2 separate regions of the Homo sapiens genome follow, and region 1 is linked to region 2. A link is a loop called in an ENCODE intact Hi-C map of the cell type or tissue named here. Cell type or tissue: heart right ventricle. All regions are shown on one strand.

What was found. A loop is a pair of places that touch in the nucleus more often than their neighbours do. Peaks named below come from ENCODE experiments on the same cell type or tissue, not always from the same donor. Only the 100,000 strongest peaks of a DNase experiment are listed, where the experiment ranks them.
Region 1: it touches region 2 in a loop (3-fold over the local background); 4 of 110 quality-filtered maps call a loop at or near these places.

Annotation. Positions count from the first base shown.
Region 1 is chr9:116,109,154-116,117,153 of GRCh38, forward strand. No RefSeq gene overlaps it. Among named protein-coding and RNA genes, the nearest start is that of PAPPA, 41 kb to the right of the region's middle. In heart right ventricle, a CTCF peak has its summit at 3,288; no DNase peak of the experiment used is centred here.
Region 2 is chr9:115,590,127-115,598,126 of GRCh38, forward strand. LOC105376235 (a long non-coding RNA gene) reads left to right here and starts at 6,557. Exons shown (of 7, transcript XR_930270.3): 1 at 6,557-6,619; 2 at 6,903-6,983. In heart right ventricle, CTCF peaks have their summits at 1,550 (motif pointing right) and 3,602 (motif pointing right); a DNase peak (open chromatin) is centred at 1,655; H3K27ac peaks cover 510 bases; H3K27me3 peaks cover 1,532 bases.

The sequences.
Region 1 (8,000 bases), 520 kb after region 2:
TGGTTTTAAAAAACGGGAGTTTCCCTGCACAAGCTCTCTTCTCTTGTCTGCCACCATGTGAGATGTATCTTTCACTTTCTTTCATGATTGTGAGGCCTCTCCAGCCACCTGGAACTGTAAGTCCAACAAACCTCTTTCTTTTGTAAATTGCCCAGTTTTGGATATGTCTTTATGAGCATGTGAAAACAGACTAATAAACTCAGTTTTCCCCATTTTGACCTATTGGTTTAATAAATTTCTTATTGAATCCCAGCAGGAATTTTTGTAGATATAGACAAATTGATTCTAAAACTTTTATGGAAAGCCAAGGTATTAGAATAGCTAAAATAATTTGGAAAAAGAATATAATTGAATAAATTATACTACCTTATTTTAAAACTTATTATATCATTACAGTAATCTATACAGTGTAGCACTGATGAAGGGATAGACACATATATTGGGAGAACAGAACAGAGAACCCAGAAAGACACACACAATATGCCCAACTTATTTTGGATAAAAGTTCACAGTGTTTCAGTAAAGAAAAGACAGCCTTTTCAACAAATTGTTTTGGAACAATTGGACGTCCATAGACCAAAAACAATGCACTTTGAACTAAATATTACACCTGATACAAAAATTTACTCAGAATGGATTATAGAGTTAAATATAAATCTTGCAACTATAAGAACATTTATAAGAACACATAGGTGACATTGCTCGTGACCTAGGGCAAAGTGAAGAATTCTTAGATATGACACCAAAATCATAATCCATAAAATAAAAAAAGTTAAATTAATAAGTTTTGCTCTGTTAAAGTCATTGTTAAGAGAATGAAAACACAATGATAGACTAGGAGAAAATAAGCAAATCACTTGTCTGGCAAAAGATTTGTAACCAGAACATGTAAAGACTGCTCTGAGCTCAACAGTAAGTAAACAATCACCCCTGTTATAAAAAAAATGGCACTTGGCCGGGCGTGGCAGCTCACACCTGTAATCCCAGCACTTTGGGAGGCTGAAGCGGGTGGATCACAAGGTCAGGAGATCGAGACCATCCTGGCTAACACAGTGAAACCCCATCTCTACTAAAAATACAAAAAATTAGCCAGGCCTGGTGGCGGGCGCCTGTAGTCCCAGCTACTCAGGAGGCTGAGGCAGGAGAATGGCGTGAACCTGGGAGGTGGAGGTTGCAGTGAGTCAAGATTGCGCCACTGCACTCCAGCCTGGGTGACAGAGCAAGACTCCATCGCAAACAAACAAACAAAAAAATGACACTTTATCATACAAGGTATATAGAGAGAAGATATATACATAAAGCATGTTCAACTTCATTTACCATTAGTAAAATGCAAATTAAAGCCACAATAAGATACCAGTACACACTTAATAAAATGGCTAAAACAAAAATTTTCTGGCAATAAGCACTATTAACAATAGCAAACACATTGAATCATCCTAGCTGTCCACCAATGGGGGACTGGATAAAGAAAATGTGGTACACGTAAACCATGGAATACTATGCAACTATAAAAAGAAGCAAAACCATGTCCTTTGCAGCAACATGGATATAGCTGGCGGCCATTATTGTAAGCGAATTAATGTAAGAATGGAAAAACAAAATACCACATATTCTCACTTATAAGTGGGAACTGTACGTTGGATACTCATGGATGTAAAGATGGCAACATGCACTGGGGACCACTAGAGGATGGAAAGAGAAAAGGGAGCAAGGGTTGAAAAGCAAACTTTTAGTTACTATGCTCAATACTTGGGTAATGGGATCATTTGTGCCCCAGACCTCAACATCACACAATATACCCAGGTAACAAACCTGCACGTGTACCCCCAAATCTAAGTTAAAAGCTGAAAAAAATATTTAAAAGAAGGCAAAGATATGGGCAGAAAAATTTCTAGCAATAGCAAGTGTTGATGCAAAGCAAATGGTTGTCTCATATATTGCTGGAAAGAATGTAAAATATTAAGTCATACTGGAAAACAGCTTAGCACTTTCTTATGAACTTGAAAATATACTTACAACATGACCCAGCAATAGCACTTTTGGGCATTTGTCCTAGAGAAATGCCAGGATGATATAACACAACAACTTGTACGTGAATGTTTATAGCACCCTGTTATAGATTGAATGCTTATCACCCCCAAAATTCATTTACTGAAGTCCTAACCACTAATGTGATGGTATTAGATGGTGGGGACTTTGAGAGGTAATTAAGTCATGAAGGTAGAATCCTTGTAAATAGGATTAGTGCCCTTATGAGGGAATTATGACACCAAAGCTCTCTCTTTCTCCCCTGTGAGGGTAAACAGAGAAGTTGGAAATCTGCAACTAGGAAGAGGACCCTCACCAGAACCCAGTCATTATGGCACACTTTCTTGAACCTTCAGTGTCCAAAACTGTGAAAAATGTTTTTTGTTGTTGTTTTTTAAGCCACGTAGTCTTTGGTACTTTGTTATAGCAACCTGAACTGACAAACATATACTTTTATTTGCAAGTTCAAAAAATTGAAAATAACTCAGATATCCTTCAACTACATGGATAAACAAACTAGTATATCCATACAACATAATACCACTTAGCATTAAAAAGGAACAAACTATTGATACAACCAAAAGCTTAGACAAATATTAAAGACATTAGGCTGTGTCTTTATAATCTCAAAAGATTACATATTGTATGCTTCCACTTATGTAAAATTCTTGCAGTGAAAAAATTCTAGTGATAGAACATCCCTCAATCAGGACAATGGTTGTCAGAGTCAGTCTTGGGGAGGGTGTGGCTACTAAAAGTTAGCATGAGGGAGTTTTTTGAGGGTGTTGGAACATTTCTATATCCTGATTGTAGTAGTGGCTGTACAAATGTATACATGTGTTAAAATGTTATAGAGCCATACACCAAAAAAAGTGCATAGAAAAAACTGGTGAAATATGTATGAATAAAGTCAGTAGTTTAGGAGTGTTTTGCCAATATCAATTTTCTAATTGTTAAATGTACTATCATTATGTACTATCATTAGGTATCAAATGTTATTATCAAGAGAACCTAGGTAAATGGTACCTTGGAACTTTCTATGCCATTTTTGCAATTCCTAAAATGAAAGAACAAAACTAACTTGAATATCCTATTCATTATCGTTCAAGTCTTACTGATATTTTTTCTTATTTATCTGCTCCTATGAGACCAAGAGCTACTGTGTCCTTATAATCTCAACAGTTCTTTTCTCCCTTTGCTGTTGTAGACATTTTCAACAACATAAAATCACTAGGTAATTAAGCTAAAGGTGAAAACACTGCCCCCTACCAGTAGTGGATTATTTCCTTTGATAAATGTTCATTGAGTGTTCATTATGTGCCTAATTTTACAGTATGTGTAATGGTGAGAATGGGAAGATGGTTACTCAGATAAAGAAAACCAAGAAAGTGGGATAAGAACATAAATTATTGCAATTCAAAGCAGGAGGCCATTCTTGGCAAAGGAAAAGAATATATTGCAAATTGGAAACAAAGAAACAACTAAACTTTTAATTCATGTATTGGGGCTCTATCTATAATTTCAGCAGGAGGAAAATGTCAACAATAAGAAATAGAAAAAAAAAGCCAAAAAACACTATAATAGATGATGTCAGTGAACTGCAACCAAACTTTAAACATCCGTCATTCTGTGCCTTCTTCTGGATAGAATTAAGTCATGGAACAGATTTCTATGAATGCTTACCTTTTTGTTTTTCCTGGAAGAATGCATGAAGTTTACATGGGGGAGTGAGCATGATGGATAGACAAGAAAGGGGAAAAGCCAGAAGCCTGCATTCATAAGAGAGTATGCAGTCCTGTTACAAACTTTCTGTGTTGTCAAGGAAGGAAAGGATCCATACAATTCCCTGCCAGAAGCTGTGCAAAATGCCCTACACATCTAATTTCACTTAATCTCCAAACACCCCTAGGAGGTGGGACTTGTATCAGCAACAACAGAATTCACCTCTGCCTCTCTTAAACAACAGGTTGTTGTTGGGCAGAGGAAAAAGAGGCATCTGTAGGCCTCCCCGCTATGAGTGCTGACACTGAGACACCTCCGCTCCAGCTGAGAATCCCCTCTCCCTCATTCCATCGTTATCTGACCCATTCACTTGACCTAGAAAGTCCAACGCAGGGGCATCCAATGAGCCATTTCAGAGTTACACCATTCATTCCAGGACACATGAAAAGATGCAAATCTCATATTGACTTTTCTGCTTTCCTTCCAGACACACAATGAAGCCTCCCAAATGGGGAACAAGTCCATATGCATGGCAAACCAAAATGACAATTGCCTACTGTAGGTACTATCATCCCAATTTTACAGATGCAGGCTTCAAGGTGGAGAGAAGTGAAAAGAAAAATGTCCCAAGGTTGCATAGTTAGTTTTAATGATTTTAGATTTTAGACTATGTAACTGGGTCTGAACACAAAGCCCAAGGTCTTTCCACTATGATTTTCACACCAGTTTTTTTCTCTCTGATGTGGTGCTTCTTATTTTATTTTTACCATTTCCATACACGCTAGCCTGATTTTCCAACTCCCAGGACTTCCCTTCTCTCAATTCTTTGTGTGTGGGCTTCCTCAGGCCAAAAAGCCCACTTGACTTGTGTCTGAGACAGACCGGAAGTAAAGTGGGAGAATCAACATTTTGGGTGCATCCCTCAACCAATGACTGACAGATGTTGGTGTGTAAATAACCCAGCTTCCTTGCTCCTCCCATAGGTGATTTTTTTTTAATGTGGTAAAATACACATAATATAAAATTTACGCTCTTAACCATTTTTAAGTGTACAGTTCAGTAGTGTTTAGTATATTCATTGTTGCACAACCACACTCCAAAACTGAAAAAAATGAAAATTTTGCAAAACTGAAACTAAACTCTATGTACATTAATCACTAACTGCCCATTTCCCACTCCTGCCAGCCCTTGGCACTTACCATTCTAATTTCTGTCTGTAATTTTGACTACTCTAGGTACCTCCTGTAAGTGAAACCATGCAGTGTTTGTCTTCCTGTAACTGGCTTATTTCACTCAGCCTAATGTCCTCAAGGTTCATCCATATGGTAGCATGTGTCAGAATTTCCTGTTTTTAAAGCTGAATAATATTCCATCTTATGTATATACCATTTTGTTTATACAATCATCTGCTACTGAACATGTGAGTTGCTTCCACCTTTTGACTATGGTAAATAATGCCACCCTGAACATTAAGTGTACAATTATTTTTTGAGTTCCTTCTTTCAATTATTTTGGGGTATATGCCTAGAAGCAGAATTACTGGATCATATGGTGATTCTGTTTTTCATTGTCTGAGCAACCGCCATACTGCTTTATATGGAGGCTGCACCACATTTACGTTACCACTAACAGTGCACGAGGGTTCTGATTTTGCCACCTTCTTGCCAACACTTGTCATTTTCTGTTTTTTACTCTTATTTTTAAGTAGTCCTCCCAATGTGGGTATGGTGGGTCCTGTAGGATCACTTTAAGTGCATATTTAACACTGGCTCCCAGACTTCCACAGTAGGATGAGAGCTCTAGATGCCTATAGTGGTGATTTACTTAATAACTTGTTTTATTGGTTTCCTTTCTTTCCTTGTCGTACTTCCCCACTTCATCACTGCTGTTTTCTTGCACTACCTCCCAAAAAAACTACCTACACTAGAACTCTTACCTCAAGATCTGCTTCTGGGAATCTTGAACTAAGACACATATTTTAGATTATTCTGTATCCCTTATAGCAATTGTTAACATGTACCTTGATCAGTTATGTTAGACTGAGTTGCTTTTCAGCCTCAGTTTGCTGAAAGGTTATCTCCTTCCACATGCAGTGTAGAGTCAATAATTTACTAATTAACTCCATGAGCATAACCCACATTCCTAAATAAATACAGGATTCATGCAGCCTATCGCATGGATAAGAAATCCCTCAATCTTCACTGTACTCAAGATTCTTAAAACTGTACAACATCAGAAGTAAATGGGAGCTAATGGATCTCTAGAGCAGTTGTTTGAAAATGATGTGCCATGGGCCCCTAATGTTTCAGAGACTCTGCACATGTTTAAATTGTGCAGTATAAGAAATAAATTAGTTGTACATAAAATATCAAGACATTTCAAGTGGGCTAACTTGGATTGCCAAGTTCATGGCTTTTGGTGCAAAACTCTTTTCACCATTTCTCCAGTTATCTCTGTTAATTTGAAAGTATCCAAAGTCTCTCAGGCAAGTTTTTTTTTTTATTTTGTTATATCCAGTCACAAATCTATGTCACTCAGGACTTTATCAATACCGTGTCATGATACTGTGACTTCAGATCTCTTATTTTATATTAATCAAGATAATAAAAATATTAAATAATTTCCCCAAAAATATATATCACTGCTTTTATCCTTATATGTACACAGGAGGTTCCTGTATAGTTTGATCAAACATAAACAAAGAGAAAATTTTTCATAGCCATAAAATCTTGTAAACCATAGATTTATGTAAAGCCTTCATCCAATTCATAATGTCTTTCAACAGTATCTTGACATGAGTGCTTAAACATACCCAGTTAAAGAAAGCTTCTACCTTCTGGGGAAGTCTCCTTTATTTTAGGATATTTCTAATTCCTATGAATATTTCTGTTTTTACCCCTATTTTGCTAAAATATGCCTCCCTGCAACTTCCAGTCGTCAATCCAGAGATTTTTTTTCTCCTGACTCTTTCGAGGCAGCCTTGGGACTTTGTTGTGGTTTCCCAGTGTTCTCCCTCAATCAGGCAAGAACTGCTGCAAGTGTTTGAATCTCTGCCTTTTGGCACACAACAAGAAGAAAATCCCCCTTCTCCAGTGGCCAGCAACAAGGCTCCCGTCTCCAGTTTATCTATAGCCTATAGCAAAGTGATGGCAAAGATATGGATTTCACCAAGCTTAATCAAGCCTTAAGTGAATCAACAAGAGTAGGGGTAGGAGGGAAGCTAGAAGTGTAGAGAAGGGATAGGCAACTTTCCAACCCCAAAACATATGGCAATCATTTCGAAAGTTCAAGACGGTATTTATTTCATGCAGCAACACTGTCCCAAGAAGAATGCAGGCCAAATTTCTAATACATTAACCCTATATCCAATTTTTCAGATCATCCCCTTTTCCTCTAATTTTTCTTCCCCAACCCCACTTCACTCGATGCTAGTTCCCCCTCTTTATTTTTTTAAAGACTCCCTGTTTTTCTCGAAAACTAAGGCAGTATAACTGGAATGTTTTAATCTACTATAGCCCCTCTGAATCAATTAATTTCTGCATATTCTGACAACTGAGGGGTTGGGGCAAGGGCTGAGGGAGAACAATGGTTGGGTGGTGAGAGGTTAGGATGTAGCAGGGGGTGAGGAGAATGGGAGGTGGAACTCCCTGGAGGACTTTAGACAGGGGAAGATAAATTACCCTTGTGTTTGCTGTTGAGAGAAAATGACTGGGGGAGAGTCTGGTATATGACATGAGCACACATGAGCATTGGGGGAGGGAGTACTGCCTGTCATTCAGAAGGTTAAAAAATAGAAAAAGAAAGGGCTATTGTACATGAGATTAAGTTCTTGATTTGATTCTCAGCTTGGTTGTTGTTGGTGTATAGCAGGGCTACTGATTTGTGTACACCGGTTTTGTAACCCGAGACTTTACTGAATTAATTTATCAATTCTTTGGGTATTTTGGAAGAGACTTTAGGGTTTTCTAGGCACAATATGATATCGACAGCAAACAGGGATAGTTTGACTTCCTCTTTTTTTCCAGGTTGGATGCCCTTTATTTCTTTCTTCTGCCTGATTGCTCTGGCTAGGACTTCCAGTACTATGTTGAATAGAAGTGGTGAAAGTGGGCATCCTTGTCTTTTTCCACTTCTTATGGAGAATGCTTTCAACTTTTCCCTGTGCAGTATGATATTGGCTATGGGTTTGTGTTATTTGTTTTATATTATTTTGAGATACGTTTCTTCTATGCCTAGTTTGTTCAGAT
Region 2 (8,000 bases):
TAGGTCATGTTAAGAAATCTAAAGCTGACTGTAGACTGAAGTCTGGCTTCAGTAAATATGAAAGAGAAAAGAAGAGCTGACTAACTGCTTTGAATTAGAGCCAGGAGAGACTGTTGCATTGCTACTGACCTGCAGTTAGAAAGTTCATCAGGGCAAGGAGCCAGTGATTGTTTCCCAGGGAACATGTGTGGGCCAATGATACAGAGCTCACTGGAGTCTTGGTTGGTTTTGTCCAGTAGGTCTGCCTGGAGGGAGAAGGAAAACTTACAAAAGGAGACTGGGGGTATACTTGTGTGTGAAGGCCCAGATAATGAGGACAGATCCCCAGAGACCTCCTAGAATAGCTAGAAAAGCCTGGGGTCAAAGAAGCTGCAGGGGAGGAGTGTCCAACATGAAACCTCTGAGGAGTTCAGGGAAACACCCCAAGAGAAAGGAAGTCAGCTTTAATCTTCGGCAGGGCCTAGAGAGTGAGAAGTCAATCAGGAATAATAAATGACCCATCTCCTTGTCCCCTGTACCCTTTGAACCAGAGGGGAGCAAAACAGAAGCTAGCTAATGAAAGATGTGTTATAGAATTCAGGGTAACTGAGGTTATGCTGCAGAAGCAAATAACAAAAAGATCTCGAGGACTTCTTGTTTAAGTTCTTTTTTTCTTCACATACATTTATTTTCTGTTCACACTACAGTATGTTATCAGTTAGCATGGGTCTCTGTTCAGCATAGTTCAGGCAGGCACACAGGCCAATAGAGGTTCTGTCTTGATACATATTTCCAAAAGACATTGTCATTGCATAAGCACAGCATTGGAACACTGTGTGACTGTCCTATGGACCTCAACTGTCCCATTTTTAACCACTGTGTGACTGTCCTGTGGACCTCAACTGTCCCATTTTTAAAATGGGAATTCATGAAATGAGGCAGAAAAAAGGAACAACACATATCGACATTTCTCAATTTTTTAAAAAGAAATTATGTGTGTGTTCATCTATCCCAGATTAGAGTTTTTTTTTTTTTTTTTTTTTTTTTTTTGAGACGGAGTCTCGCTCCTGTCGCCCAGGCTGGAGTGCAGTGGCGCGATCTCCGCTCACTGCAAGCTCCGCCTCCCGGGTTCACGCCATTCTCCTGCCTCAGCCTCCTGAGTAGCTGGGACTACAGGCAGCAGCCACCTCGCCCGGCTAATTTTTTGTATTTTTAGTAGAGACGGGGTTTCACCGTATTAGCCAGGAAGGTCTCGATCTCCTGACCTCGTGATCCGCCCACCTCGGCCTCCCAAAGAGCTGGGATTACAGGCATGAGCCACCGCACCCGGCCAGAATATTTTAATTAATTTTTTTCCTCTAACATATTTCACAAAACACACTTTTGCAAAGACCAGAATACAAGCACACCTCTGTATTTTATGTCGTTGCTGTTGTTGCCATCATACTCCTCTGAGAGTGTATGGAGGTCCACACCCAACTTTCTTGGTAAAACAGCATCCTATTTTTATCTGTTGGATTTTCAATTCTAAGATTCAAATCCAAGCATCTTCTTGCTTGTAGGCAAAGTGACCACTAGAGGGAAGCAACTGCCAGGCAGAGCAATTTCTTCACGCCATGGGTAATTTGATCCCTGTGTGTCATACTCCAAGGGTTTGGACAGAATACCTAGTTCTAACAGGAAGTTAGTAGTCACGGAGCCTGGCTACTGCCAAGCTCTTTCACTGACTTTGATCAAACCACACTTGGGGCTGCGTGCAGTGGTTTATATCTGTAATCCTAGCACTTAGGAAGGCCTAGGTGGGAGGATTGCTTTAGATCAGGAGTTTGAGACCAGCCTGGGCAAAATAGGGAGACGTTATCTCTACAAAAAAGTAAAATAGGCATGGAGGTGCACAACTGTGGCCCTAGCTACTAAGGAGGATGAAGTGGGAGGATCGCTTGAACCCAGAAGTTAAAGGTTGCAGTGAGCTATGATTGTGCCACTGCACTCTAGTCTGGGCAACAGAGCAAGAACCTGTATCTAATAAATAAATAATAAACAAACAAACAAACCACATTTGGGCTCTGTGTCCCTGGGTCTTTATAGACACAAAGTATAGCCTTGGGAAACATGAGTGGCCTTTATTTATTTTTGTGAAACTCTCCCAGTAATTCTTTTTATAAGGCTCTTCCGTCACCTCTTTTAAGACTAACTGGAGCGGTAACCCCTCCTTAGGCTCAGAGATGACATTCTCTCCATTCAGCCAGCTTGTCCTCTGCCCTCATGGGACACATCGCTCTTCTTGAGCTGATGGGAGTCTGAGAAACAATCTTATACACCAAAGATAACCCTCCATTCCTCTATGGGCAGAAAAACAGATCGCAATTAGATGAGCCAGGGACCTTAATAAATGCAGATGTCCATTTAAATAAACCAGCAACTCTTGGGATGTAAACAGAAACAGAAACATACTTCATAATTAGAGATGAATGATGAGCAAATGAGTCAGTAGAGGATGGATTAAAGCAATAGTCTATAGCAATAATCAGAAAGTCAGAGCCCAAATCTCAGATCTCTCAGTAATTGTTAATTTTTGTTAGATTATTTAGTGTTTCTGAGTTTCAGCTTCTACATCTGTACAAAGAATCTGATGATACTTATTTGTGTGCATGCACAAAGCTAGGTACATTGTAGCATTCAAATGTTCATCTTAAGAAACAAAATGAAGGGTGAAGAAAAAGAGCAAACTTTGTGCATCTAATACCTGGTACAGTGGAGTCAACTAGTGCTTTGGGGCATATCACACTGGTGGTCTAATTCCAGCTCTGCCATCTACTGGCTGTGTGACCTTGGACTTGTCACTGACCCATATTCAACCTCAGTTTCTTATTTGGAAACCTAAAGTATTAATGGCTGCTTGATATCCAAAGGAGACAGATGATAGGCATCAAGTCAGTAGCTACCAAGGATTATTATTTTCCACATAAGGTACTTTTCTAAATTCATCCTGATTAATACTATAATATAATCTCATCATCAACCCTCTAAAGCAGGAATTATTATCCCCATTTCACAGGCCAAGAAACTGAGAGATTTAAAACTAGACAGTGTCTGGACTGTTTCTGTGGTCTAATTGTTTCATCATGCCTTAACTGAAGTAGAAGACCTGTTGACCCATGCTGACTACTAGAGCTCCTGGCTAAGGTTTCCTTTGCTTTCCTTTGTTTGTTTGTTTGTTTTTGAGATAGGGTCTCACTCTGTCACCTTAGCTAATGTGAAGTATCGCAATCACAGCTCACTACAGCCTTGAATTCCTGGGCTCTAATGGTCCTCTTGCCTTAGCCTCTAGAATAGCTGCTACAATGCAGGTACATGCCACCATACATGGCTAATTTTTTATTTTTTGTAGAGACTGGAGTCTTGCCATGTTGCCCAGGCTGGTATCAAATTCATGGCCTCGAGCTATCCTCCTGCACTAGCCTTCCATAGCCCTGAAATTACAGGTGTGGGCCCCCATGACCAGCCTAAGGTTCTCTCTGATAAGTGCTATTTCCTCCGCAGCCTTCCCAAAGCTTTGGGGGGTACACACTTTCTTTGCCTACCGTTTTCTCCTCTAGTGTGTGCATTGACTGAAATCACCCACTAGATGGTGCTGATATACTAACTTTGGTTTGCTTTGGCATCTACCCGGTGAATTAAAAATTTACTTTATACATCAACAAACCAAAATCTCTACATAAATCTCAGCTTGTAAGAATCATATACTTGTAAAGATTTTTTTTTTTAAATTCAGGGTGAACTCTGGAGGCTTAGTTATCTTGCTTAAAAATGCAGACCAGCCTTCTATAAATTTACCAGCTGAGGCTCTTCTATGGCCATGAGCAATCTCAACACTGTGTGTGTATCTGCTCCAGGGTGAGATGGAAATTATTAGCGGCTTTTTCTCTGAGTGTATAGCTCAATGGGCTTGTGAGAGCCCACCAGCTCTCCATAGCTTCTGCTTACTGCTCTGTGAAAGGAGACGCAGAATACAGACTCGGCTCACAGCTCATGTGAGGATAGAACAGGGTATTCTAGTAGATCTGATTACTCTCTGATTTCCACTTCTTTCTCTTATTGCCTGTCACAAATGTCTATAAAATCATCATTTTGGAAAAGTATCACACCCCTTTATAACAACAATAATAACCAACCTCTATATAGCCTTTTGTGGTTTACAAAGCATGTCTCTCTCAAATATTTAATATATCTAAATTAACAGTCAGTGTTATTTACTCCATTTTACAGAGGAGAAATTAAGGCTCAAGGGAGTAAGTAGATTCCTAAGGATCTACAAACTATTTAATTACAGTGCCAGAACTTGAACCCAAGCTTTCTGATTACAAGTATCTGGCTAATGTCACTACACAAGATAAAAACCTTTATTACATCTAAGGAATACACTTATAATGACAACTCATATCCTGCTACTTCTTTTCTGAATACCTCTGAATTTCACCTTACTTCAAAATTCAGAGTCCCTGGAGGGAGAAAACAACCCTCTCTCCCCACTTTTCTTGTTTCCTCCCTCCTGTCTTCCATTCTAGTGCCCAACCCAGCAATAAATGTTGTGGGAGGCAACAGAGAAGACACTGTCTGTGTTCCATGTAGCTACAGAACACCAAAGCTGGAAGGGATTATTGTGATTATCTCATCTAACCACCCCTTTTCCATTTAAGGAAATCAAGCCAGGAAGGACAAGAAATATTCCTATATGTGACGCCATGGGATTGTCTCAAATGACCTACTTTTAATTGCAGTGAATCTATACCTTGGTATACATTAGTTTAGAAACTGTGTTCATGCCAACTGCATTTCCTTTAAAAGAACATCTAGTTTAAGTTTTTCACTCATGCAGCATCCCCTCTTCCCTCTGACCCCCAACATACATACACAATAATCTTGGGATCTTCCAACTTTGTCTTATGAAATCTTATCAAAGTTGAAATCTTCATGTCACAACTTTACTATTTTAGGGTCTAAGGCAAAGCAAATTCAACGAAATCTGAGCTGTAATTGGCCTTTTTATTCTTTATTTGCCTCATACCTCCTGTTTGTCTTGTAGATGCTTCTGCTATTGAAATAATCTCAATGTATTACAGCTGCCTTTCTCCTTACCTGCTTCTCTCAGGGAGCTGAATAGCCTTTGGGAAAAGAACTGAATCTTAGAAATCTTTGTAACTCCAGAGTCTACTCTAGTTTTTGGCAAAGAGTACATGATCAATAATTAATTGCTAAATTAAATTACAGTGCATTAAATTGGACCTCCACATTAAGAACCACCTCTCTGGGCATGTATCATCAGGATTTTAAAATCCAGATGGATTTAGGAAAAAAGCACCTATTAATAGATATTGAAGGTTGAAGATCTATTAAGATATTTAAGGTTTAACAAACACTTTTCTAATTCTGCCCTCCAGGTCCCACTGGTTAGATGAGGGTATTTGAATTAAGGATTAAACCACACAGAATCTTCTAATTTAGTAATACTGTTTGAGCTCCTCCCATGTGAAAAAGTAAGCAATCAGGTGTTCTGAAGGCCACAGAATTCTTATAGGCAGCAACAAATCAGGGAACACCACCTGGAAGAGGAGAAGTAGAACCAGGCTTTAAGAGGCTGAATTTGGAGAGGCATAGAGGAGTCCCTCCAACAAAAAGAGGGTTGCAAGGTTTAGGATTTGCCATGATATGAAAGCCTGTCTAGTCCTCTGGCTTGGTGGACTTATAACTCCATCATTTTTACAGGTAGAAGGGGCTTTAAGGTCTTCTAGTTCAACCTTCCATTACACATGTGGGAAGACTGAGGCCAGAGCAGGGAGGTAACTTGGCCACTGTTCCCCAGCAAGTGAGCGACAGCACAGGGATGAGAGCCCAGGTCTGACTTACAGCCCTGTGCTCTTTTCACCACATTTCTTGAATAATCCACTGTGCACCTGGCGATGCTTTTCTTTCAGAATCCAGCCACGACTTCGTTTTCTCTGCATGGCAGGCAGCCAAGCGCCTTGAACTTCTCCATGTTACCATTTTGCCCTCTGCAGAATGGGATATTAAAGTATTCACTTGGGGGAGGGGTCATGGGGTTTCGTCAATAAATGTTTGTGAATTGCTCTGAGCTATTTATGCCAGAGGGATTCCAGAAGTGAAAGACCCTGGTGGCCGTGGTGGTTGTATCTGAGCCTTTTTTGAGGTCTTCCCTCTACTCTGCAGAATTAAAGAGATGGTTTAAGTGATAAACTATTCCTTATGAGCTGTATTTGTGTTGAAAGCACAGCATGAGTTCCCAGCACGCTTCCTCTAGCACAACCACAGCTATGCACCAATCCTCCTGGGTTCAGAGATGGAACTTGGGTTAAATGCATGGAATTTATTCTTAGTCCTTTTCTTAATTACGACTTTTTATTTCTCTGGTGTTCTCTAGGGGAGGGGTTAGAGAAGAGAGGAAAAGGAAGAAAGAAAGGGGGCAGGGAAATATAGATTCAATGCTTTTGTTTTGTTTCTGGGCTGCTTGCTATCAGCAAAGTAGAGAGATTTAACGGATCTTGCCGAGAATGCAAGCCTCATTCCAAGGAAGCCAGAGCTCAGAAGACATGGAACAAATACAATGAAAACATAACTTGAGGTGAGGGCAATCGTTATTTGACTAATAAATTCCGTAGGCTGATAGTGAAAGACTGAACCTTTTGTCTATCAGTTAATTTAATAAACAAATAAAAGGGACTTTCAAGTTAAGAGAGCCATGTAATCCTGTGGAAGATGTTTCAGCAAATTGCTATGTAAAAACCAACACCATTGCTACACTAGGCTAGTCTTGCAGATTTTCCTCCTGTGTCCAATCTGGCATCTCAGAGCACTAAAACCCTACTCCCTCTTACGTTCTGGTCTTTCTTTTATTCAAAATCCAGGTCGGAAAATGTCCCCTGAATATTTATGTCAATGTCCTACCTTAGTGAATATTACTTAATACTGTGGCTCCTTTAAAGCATGTAAGTAGCTTGCATGTAAGTACATTCTGACTACTTTTTTTTAATTATCCTTTCCCTCCTCCTCCTCTTTCTCCTTTTATATCTTCTTTTCCTTATCCTTTCTATTTTTTTTTAATTTTCCTTTTTCACTGTGATCATTAAGCCATATGCTACAGGGTACTGTGCAATCTACAGAGGGAGAAAGTTAAAATAAGATGGGTTTTGGAGGTAAATATCCTACTTGTAAATGCTGCCTTGGTAGAGACTGGCTGTGGGAAATCAAGCAACTTCTGAAACTTTACAAGACAGATTTCTCATCTACAACATGAAGAAAATAATCCATTGTCCACAGGCTTCTTGTGAGGGTAAACAGACTGAGTAGATTAAAGCACCACAGTACAATCTGGGATAAATGGGCACTTGACATTTGTGAGTTTCTGCAATCTCCTTTGATCATGAGCTCAGATGGTAGGCACTGGGAGTTCTGTTTCATACAAGCACAATTATGGAGCCCTGGGGGAGTAAGTTCCAAAGGGATATCTCCCTAGATGATTCTACCAACCCTCATTTTCCCCCACGGAGCAATTAAACCATCTGACCAAGAAGGTAGTTAGCACGGGGTTTAAGGAAGGTAGGTTAAGGAGTAGGAGAGAACTGAATTGGAGCCCAGCTGCTCTACTGACTAGCTCTTGATGTTGGTCAAGTGCCCAACACTTGTATTTAAACTCAAGTATGTTTTCCACACGTACAAAAATGGAGACAACCTACTTCATTTACCTTTGTGGTGAGGAGCTAGCAAATGTTAAGCACTTCAAATGATATCTGGCACACAGCAAATTTGGTTACTGTTATTTTTTCAAGAATAGCCCCAAGAGGGTACATGCTTAGGACCATAGGACTTCAGTAGAGTAAGAGGGCACAGTGAGCTGGTAAAAACCATGCTTTTCACCTGGGTGGGTTAGGCTCCCACCTCTTTCCCTCACTAATAACAGATTAGTATTGCATACACAGTTCTGGCCCAGTGCAAGGATTACCTGT